2 separate regions of the Homo sapiens genome follow, and region 2 is linked to region 1. A link is an interaction called in ENCODE POLR2A ChIA-PET data of the cell type or tissue named here. Cell type or tissue: HCT116. All regions are shown on one strand. Each heading gives the region's core, and the rest is flanking DNA. Links, peaks and the distances in the headings are about the cores only.

The links. Peaks named below come from ENCODE experiments on the same cell type or tissue, not always from the same donor. Only the 100,000 strongest peaks of a DNase experiment are listed, where the experiment ranks them.
Region 2: POLR2A ChIA-PET joins it to region 1 with 5 read pairs; 6 of 35 experiments call an interaction of 5 or more read pairs at or near these places.

The regions. Positions count from the first base shown.
Region 1 is chr17:67,705,159-67,709,545 of GRCh38, forward strand. All of the region lies in intron 1 of LOC101928045 (a long non-coding RNA gene), which reads right to left. Among named protein-coding and RNA genes, the nearest start is that of NOL11, 11 kb to the right of the region's middle. In HCT116, for the core only: no CTCF peak of the experiment used is centred there; no DNase peak of the experiment used is centred there.
Region 2 is chr17:67,635,744-67,640,130 of GRCh38, forward strand. All of the region lies in intron 6 of PITPNC1 (phosphatidylinositol transfer protein cytoplasmic 1), which reads left to right. Among named protein-coding and RNA genes, the nearest start is that of NOL11, 80 kb to the right of the region's middle. RefSeq lists a silencer at 4,353-4,387. In HCT116, for the core only: no CTCF peak of the experiment used is centred there; a DNase peak (open chromatin) is centred at 2,378; H3K4me3 peaks cover 696 bases; H3K27ac peaks cover 1,631 bases.

The DNA of each region.
Region 1 (4,387 bases), core at 242-4,241:
GGACTCTTCAACAACCAGCTCTGGAAGGAAGTAATGGAAGGAGAACTCACTTGTGATCACAAGGATAGCGCCAAGCCAGAATTCATGTGGGATCCACCCCCATGACCCAAATACCTCCCATTAGGCCCCATTGCCAACACAGGGGATCAAATTTCAACATGAAGTCCTGGTGTGGTGGCTCACCCCTGTAATCCCAGCACTTTGGGAGGGCTTGGCGGGCAGATCACTTGAGGTCAGGAGTTCAAGACCAGCCTGGCCAACATGGTGAAACCCTGTCTCTACTAAAAATACAAAAATTAACCAGGTGCAGCAGCATATGCCTATAATCCCAGCTACTCGGGAGGCTGAGGCAGGAGAATCGATTGAACTTGGGAGGCAGAGGTTGCAGTGAGCTGAGATTGCGCCATTGCACTCCAGCCTAGGCAACAGAGCAAGACTCCATCTCAAAAAAAAAAAAAAAAATTCAACATGAGATTTGGAAGGAACAAACAAACCAAACTATAGGAGTGCAGCACTAGTAAGCAGAAGTTCTCTAATTATTAGAAAACAGATATTTCCTTGTTTTTATTTTTTTTCTTTTGAGACAGGGTCTCGCTCTGTCACCCAGGCTGGAGTGCAGTGGCACAAACATAGCTCACTGTGACCTCACCCTCCTGGGCTCAAGCTATTCTACCACGTCAGCCTCCTGAATAGCTGGGACCACAAGCAAGGGCCACCACACCTGGCTAATTTTTTTAATTTTTGTAGAGACTGGGTGTCACCATATTGCCTAGGCTGGTCTCGAATTCCTAGGCTCAAGTGATCCTCCCACCTTGGCTTCTCAAAGTGCTGATATTATAGGCATGAGCCAGCATACCCAACCAGACCTTTTCTAGTTATTAGACAACAGACATTTTTCTAATGCTGTGTGATGCTGGACAAGTGACTTCATCCCTCTGAGCCTTTGTTTCTTCAACTGTAGCAACACTACCATTAATAACAGGTGGCATATATTAAATCTGAATGACAAATATGTAAAAATAAGATTGTCAGTAGGTGATGGAAGCTGCGGCTGAAAAATCCTGAGAAAAATAGAATGCACAGGCAAATTTCAACAGTAGCTCTAGGCCGAGTGCAGTGGCTCATGCCTGTAATCCCAGCACTTTGGGGAGCCAAGGCAGGAGGATTACTTGAGCTCAGGAGTTTGAGAGCAGCCTGGGCAACATAGTGAGACCTCATCTCTACAAAAAGTTTAAAAATTAGCCAAACATGGTGGCATGCGCCTGTAGTCGCAGCTACTCAGGAGGCTAAGGTAAGAAGATCGCTTGAGCCCAGGAGTTCAAAGCTGCAGTGTACTATGATTGCACCACTGCACTCTAGCCTGGGACACACAGCAAGACCTTGTTTCTAAAAAATAAATAAATAAACAGAAGCTCTATGAGAAAGAGCAGGTGACCTTTCCTAGTGCTCCATCAGTACATGAAGCTCCTTTTTAAAATAAGAATAGGCTGGGCGCGGTGGCTCACGCTTGTAATCCCAGCACTTTGAAGGCCAAGATGGGCAGATCACGAGGTCAGGAGTTCAAGACCAGCCTGGTCATCATGGCGAAACCCCGTCTCTACTAAAAATACAAAAATTAGCCAGGTGTGGTGGCAGGTGCCTGTAATCCCAGCTACTTGGGAAGCTGAGTCAGGAGAATCGCTTGAGCCTGGGAGGCAGAGGTTGCAGTGAGCTGAGATCATGCCACTGCACTCCAGCATAGGCAACAGAGCAAGACTCCGTCTCAAAAAAATATAAATAAATAAAAAATTTAAAAAAAAACAAAAATAGTCCAGGCACGATGGCTCACGTCTGTAGTTCTAGCACTTTGGGATGCTGAGGCAGGCAGATCACCTGAGTCCGGGAGTTCGAGACCAGGCCAACATGGTGAAACCCATCTCTACTAAAAAATACAAACATTAGCTGGGTGTGGTGGCGCACTCCTAATCCCAGCTACTTGAGAGGCTCAGGCACAAGAATCACTTAACCCGGAAGGCAGAGGTTGCAGTGAGCTGAGATGGTGCCACTGCACTCCAGCCCGGGAGACAGAGCAAGACCCTGCTCAAAAATAAAAATAAAAAATAAAAAAAATAAGAATAAGGTAAAATATGTTTCTGTTTGAAAAGAACTGTACAAATGAAGTCAGACCTGCAAAACCTCCTTTGTTTTCATGCATGCAAGTTGTAAAAATAATTACGTTTTACTCCTTTAAAGACAACTAAATGAGGGTGCTTAGATCATTAAATACACACACACACACACAAAACTGGCTAATTTCAGATCATCTGGTGGGTCAATAGTGTTTTATACTCAGATTCTTTTAAGTAACATGACCTGTTATTGTCAGAATATAAAAATGTCAAAAGCTTCTCTTTTTTCTGATATACTAGATCTAATTTGCATCTAAATGCAAAAGCTTTTTAGCATATGACAAAACACCCTTGCCAAGCTGATGGACGACTTTTGAGACAGATCTGGTTAATACACAGAGGCCAACATTTTGTTAATTGGATTTGCTAAACAATATCTACCACAGCCTCACTGAAACTCTTTGGTAATTCCTTTTATATAAGATTAAACCAAACATACCCCGAGAAGCATACTTATCTTTGAAAGCAAGCATCTTCCATTCTGGATCCAAATATGAATCAATTATTTTCAGTGTTTTGGATAGACTCTTTTTCCCCTCCCCATGCACCTTTCTTGATGCTTTAAATGAAAACCAAGGAAAGATGGTTTAAAAAGTAAAATACCAGGCCTGGCGCAGTAGCTCACACCTGTAATCCCAGCACTTGGAGTCTGAGGCAGGAGGATCACTTGAGCTCAGGACTTTTGAGATCAGCCTGGGCAATATAGGGAGACATAGTCTCTACCAAAAATTTTTTTTTTTATTAGCTGGGCATGGTGGAGCACACCAGTAGTCCCAGCTACCCAGGAGGCTGAGATGGGAGGATTATTTGAGCCAGGGAGGTTGAGGCTGCAGTGAGCTGTGTCTGGGTCACTGCGCTCCAGCCTGGGTGACAGAGCAACACCCTGTGTCAAAAACAAACAAACAAACAAATAAACAAACAAAAAAACAGTAGAATAGCTCCAAGTTTCCTTAAGGGACAATCTGAGAGCCTTTCTTCTCAGAGGGAGCACTGACAGCCATCAAAGGGACCTCTAAGATTTCACATAATATTCTTCTCTTGCCTCCCAATTTTAGGCCTTTGCTTTTTTACTTTCCTCTAACAATAGGTGGTCTCCAACTCACTCATCTGAGTTATTAATGACCCATCCACACAATGGCTCCTTAACCATGATCTCAGCCACCATAATGCCTGACACTGGGTCTCCAACAATTACCCTCAAACTCACCTCTCCACTCCTGGCTTTTCTGTGGTTTCCTCGCCTCCAGGGGGACAGGCGGAGCCACCTCTCCTTATCTAGTTTCCAGCAGATAAAGATGTTTTCCTGATAACCCAAGTGGAAACTCTAAAAATGTGTTCCTGTTGAACCATGGCCACTGGGCTTTCCAATGCAAATGTGAAGGCGGTATTGATCAGCCTTTAGCTGCACTAGGCAGGTTTACTGGCTGAGCTGAGAGCCTAGTTTCCCTGCTCAGCACTGCCACCGAGAAAATACCATCTGAGTTCAAAACAACTAGTTTCAAACCACCTTCAGAAACACAGCTCTTTTATGAGTGTATCATTTTGTTTTGCTGAGACGGGTTCTCGCTCTGTCACCAATGATGCTAGAGTGTAGTGGTGCCTTCATAGCTCACTGTAACCTTGGACTCCTGGGCTCCAGTGATCCTCCTGCCTCAGCCTCCTGGGTATAGGACTATAGGCACACAGCACCTCACTCAGCTAATTTAAATTAAAAAATTTTTTGTAGAGATGGGGTCTTGATAACAAAACCCAGGCTGATTTTGAACTCCTGGCTTCAAGCAGTCCTCCCACTTCAGCCTCCCAAAGTGCTGGGATTATAGGCCTGAGCCACCAGTTTTTTGTTGTTGTTGTTTTGTTTTGTTCTGAGACGGAGTCTCGCTCTGTCGTCCAGGCTGGAGTGCAGTGGGCGATCTCGGCTCACTGCAACCTCTGCCTCCGGGGTTCAAGCAATTCTCCTGCCTCAGCCTCCTGAGTAGCTGGGATTACAGGTGCGTGCCAGCACGCCCGGCTACTTTTTTGTATTTTTAGTAGAGATGGGGTTTCACCATACTAGCTAGGATGGTCTCAATCTCCTGACCTCGTGACCCGCCTGCCTTGGCCTCCCAAAGTACTGGGATTACAGACGTGAGCCACGGCGCCCAGCCAAACCACCAGTTTTTAATAGCAGGTTTTTAATAGCATTGATAGCTACTAATTGGATATACTTCAGGAAAGAAGTC
Region 2 (4,387 bases), core at 65-4,064, 70 kb before region 1:
CCAAGGAATGCAAGTTTCAAGAGGAGGAGAGTGACCAGAGGTGCTGAATGCTGCCAAGAGATCGAGTAGGAAGAGAATGGAAAACTGTCCGCTGGAGCAGTTCTCAACTGGGGGTGATTATTGCCTCACGAGGATGCTTGGCAATGCCTATAGACATTCTTGGTTGTCAAAACATAGGAGGTGCTACTGGTATCTAGAGTGTAGAGGCCAGGGATACTGCTAAAATCCTCTACAGCACAGAAAGCCCCTCACAACAAAGAATTATCTGGCTCCAGCTGGGCGCGGTGGCTCACGCCTATAATCCCAGCACTTTGGGAGGCCGAGGCAGGTGAATCACAAGGTCAGGAGTTCAAGACCAGCCTGGCCAACATGGTGAAACCTCGTTTCTTCTAAAAATTCAAAAAATTAGCCGGCCATGGTGGTAGGTGCCTGTAATTCCATCTACTCGTGAGGCTGAGGCAGGAGAATCACTTGAACCCAGGAGGCCGAGATTGCGCTACTGCACTCCAGCCCAGGCGACAGTGCGAGACTCCGTTTCAAAAAAAAAAAAAAAAAAAAAAGCATTATCTGGCTCCAAATGTCCATAGTGCCAAGGCTGGGAAGCCTTGTTCTACAGGAAGAGGTGATTGAAGATGGATGGAACTCTGGATTCAGCTTTGACGCTCAGGGCCACCCCTGGCCCGCCCTGGAGTCTTACGGTTACTAAATGGATGCGGGAGAAGGGGCCCCATAGGGCTGAGCCCTGCACATTCATCATCCATTGTGTGACCTCCCAGGGGATCTGCTGGCATCTGGAACAGGTGGAATTCCTCCTCCGTGGACCTGGCAGCCGGACCACAAAGGGCTATAGGTACCACTGGGAGCCTGCAATAAAATCTTAGAAAAAGCATTCCCCCAGGGGCGACTCCCTCGTAACCCCAGCCCCATCACCTTCAACAGGCCAGAATACAGACTGCAGTCTGAACCCACCCAAAGGAAGAGGGGTGAGTTTCCTGGGCTGTTTTGGTGGTTGTGTCTACTGTAAACACACCAGGGACTGGGAATAAGAGGAACAACCGATTCAGAAGGCAAACCATTTCCAAACAAATGTCTAACTGGCACACTGTAGATAATTAACACCCTCCACCCCACCACAGGAGTTTCCTTCTAAAATGAAATCTGACCTTGTTCTTTGCTTGAAACCCCTCACTGGCCCTCCTTTAGAGTTCAGCTCACACAGGACTCCCCCTTTCTGAGTTTTCCTGGGCATGCCCCCACCACTGCTGGTCTGGAGGCAGCAAAGTTCTGGTCCGTGGCTTCTAGATCATGCTAGGTTATGCTAGCTCATCACTATGGCATGAGCTCTGCGAAGACAAGAGCTGGCTCTTTCCCAGCCGCTGCCACAGCACCAGTGCTTAGCAGGCGCTCACTCAATGGTTGCTGAATGAATGAGTGAAGGCAAGGGACTTTGCTTTTTTTCTTCCAGCAGTGACAATTTCAGAGCAACCGCTATCAAAGAAAATGAATTCGTTGCCATTAAGCAAGCAGTTGTGAATCAGAGTTCCTTTTTTTTTTTAATCGGAGGCATCCAGCTCCATGGGCCTTTTCTTCCCATCCATCTTTGTAAGTTGACGATGTCAGCGTCCTAAATAGAAACGCTCTTTATGTGAGGAAGCCGGATGCTGATGGGCCGAATCTGTTCCTGGATTTTTTTGATGCTGATGAACCCAGACCAGGGTTATCTGGGTTGCTCCTCTCCACTCAGCTACTGTTGCACACACACACGGCCATCCAGGCCAAAGGAGGGGATGAAAGCACTTTCCTTTCTTTTTCCATTTCTCCCTGGAAACCTTTGAGCCACACAATCAAGACTGCCTCTCTCATGAAGGTGACCAGAGCTTGGAGTTTTCCACTGGGTGCCCTCTGCCCGATGGCCCTCGTGCCATCGCCACTAACCGGGGACTCAGAAGCATGCTTTGGGGATTCAGGACCAGCTGATAGCCCAGCTCTGTGCTTTCCTTATTCTCATTTTTGCTGTGTTGCTGTTTCCTGTTAGGGCCTGAACTTCAGCTCTCAAAAACCTCTTAGCTTCAAGTTTGTTCTCATAGTCATTAATGGACTCTGCAGGGCAGTGCCGTATTGTGGGGTGGGGGTGGGGGAGGAATTAGTGTGATTTTTTTCAGGCAGAGAGAGCCCCTCCATTAGTCACACAGACCACTGAGACCCTGCCCGCCCATAAGAGTCATAAAGCTGTTTGCACCATGTCACATGTAAAATGACCATCATCAACACCAAAGCAGGAAAAGGGGTGAAGCCAAAAGCTGAGCAGGTTGGACTGGTTATGTGGCTGATACATAGTGTCTTGCCGCTGCCAAGATTTTCATCCCAGCTCCTTGATGCTCTGCCAAGATTTCAAGGTGAAGATCCCAGCGGAGGAATGAGGAACTCTGCACGATAAGTTGGAGCATGCCTGCAGAGGCCACAGGCAGTGCGGCCATACCCGCAAGGCTGAGTTGGCAGTTTTGGGGTGCAAGAACAAACCTCAACTTCTAGCCTGCAGGACTAGCCCAGGCTGGAGAATCTGAAAGCCATGCTGGGAGAGATCTAACCCAGAGGCCTTTGATATTGGCTTCTAGTCAAGTTCAAGTCCAGTACTTTCTCCTCCATTCACTGCAGTAGTTCCTGAGGTCTGGCTTCCATCATGAGATGGGGAGTGACCAAAGAAAATGGCATCTATACTGGCCTCCTGGGGGCTGCCACCTGCAGCAATCTCCCCTAGACACAAATGTGTAGGGCGCGTGCAGCTTCTCAATCTTCAGACATACCTCCAGGGCAAAGGAAGGGAAAGAAAAAGGAATGTCTTTCCTAGTCAAGGAAGTAGAAGTAGAGGGTTTTGTGTGTGTGTGCTTCCTTTTTTAAATCTTCATTGATTCATGTAATGAAAAGCAAAGGAGTCTCTAGCCCAGAGGTTCTCAACTACAGGCAAATTTGTCCCTCAGGGCCATCTGGCAATATCTGGAGACATTTTTGATTGATGAAAGTGGATACGGCATGTTATGAATCCAGTCGGTAGAGGTCAGGGAGGCTACTGAACATCCAAAATGGGCCAGGTGCAGTGGCTCACACCTGTAATCCCAGCACTTTGGGGGAGGCTGAGGCGGGAGGATCACTTGAGGCCAGGATTTCAAGAACAGCCGGAGCCACACAGCAAGACCCTATTTCTACAAAAAAAAAATAAAAATAAAAATAAATTCTCTGGGCATAGTAGCATGTGCCTATAGTCCTAGCTACTCAGGAAGCTGAGATGAGAGGATCACTTGAGCCCAGACGTTTGAGGCTGCAGTGAGCCATGATCATGCCACTGCACTCCAGCCTGGGAAACAGAGCGAGACCCTGTCTCTAAAAAAGAAAAGAAAAGAATCCAAACTGCACCACAACAGAGAATTATCCAGCTCCAAAATGTCAAGTATGCCAAGATCAATAAACCCTGACATGGACCAATCCAAGGAAAGAAAACTTAGTAAAACCTACTGGTATCAAGACTCATTAATGAATTCCTTTAGTTAGCATTTACTAAGCACCTACTGAGTGCCAGCTCCACACTAAGCATTGAGGGTACAAAAACAAGATTATGTCAGCCCTCAAAGGTCCTGTCTTCTACTGCCTTTTGAATTGATCATCTTGTTACAGATGAAGCAATTTCTCATCCCCTTTATTTTGGAGGATATAAAGGCCATCTTACTAGTGATAAATACAGCATAGTAAGTTGAATAGGGGAAATTTGCAATTGTTTGTACTCAGATAGCAACAAAGGAGAAAGAATAACATGAGGCTGTCCTAGAAGCATGGGCCCCTGACGTGGCATAATTAAATGTTTTTCAGACAGAATTTGATTTTGAACTTTCCCCTTAAGTTGGGTGACTAAGTCTCCAGGTCCCTGGGTCATAGCCTTCCTGGACCAAGAACTCCTTGGCAGCCAGTTCATTGGTCCCCACAGATCTAAATATCTGTTGAATTCTCTGTTAAGGGAGAGAGAACAGAACAAAAGGAGATACATCTAGCTTTTCCAATAACTGTCAAGGGTGAGAGATTAAATGTTGTTTGCTAAGGACCGGCCCTCAGAAAGGGAACAGAGAGATCAACTAAGTAAATATTGTCATATTTAGCTGTACCCTTCGGTACAAAGAGCTTCATCCAAATCACTCGGCTCCCTCAAATGAAAAATATTTTCATTCTGGTCTACATCTTGGCCTTTGAGGGTGGTAAAGATTTTCCGTTACCTCTAATGGCCAGATTTAACACAGCTGCCTCATGCCGGGGTACATCGTTAAGTTCACTTGGTTGTGCTGTTATTATCTTTTTTTTTTTCCCGTTTCCCTCAAGTCCATCTGTTTCTTTCTGAGAGTAA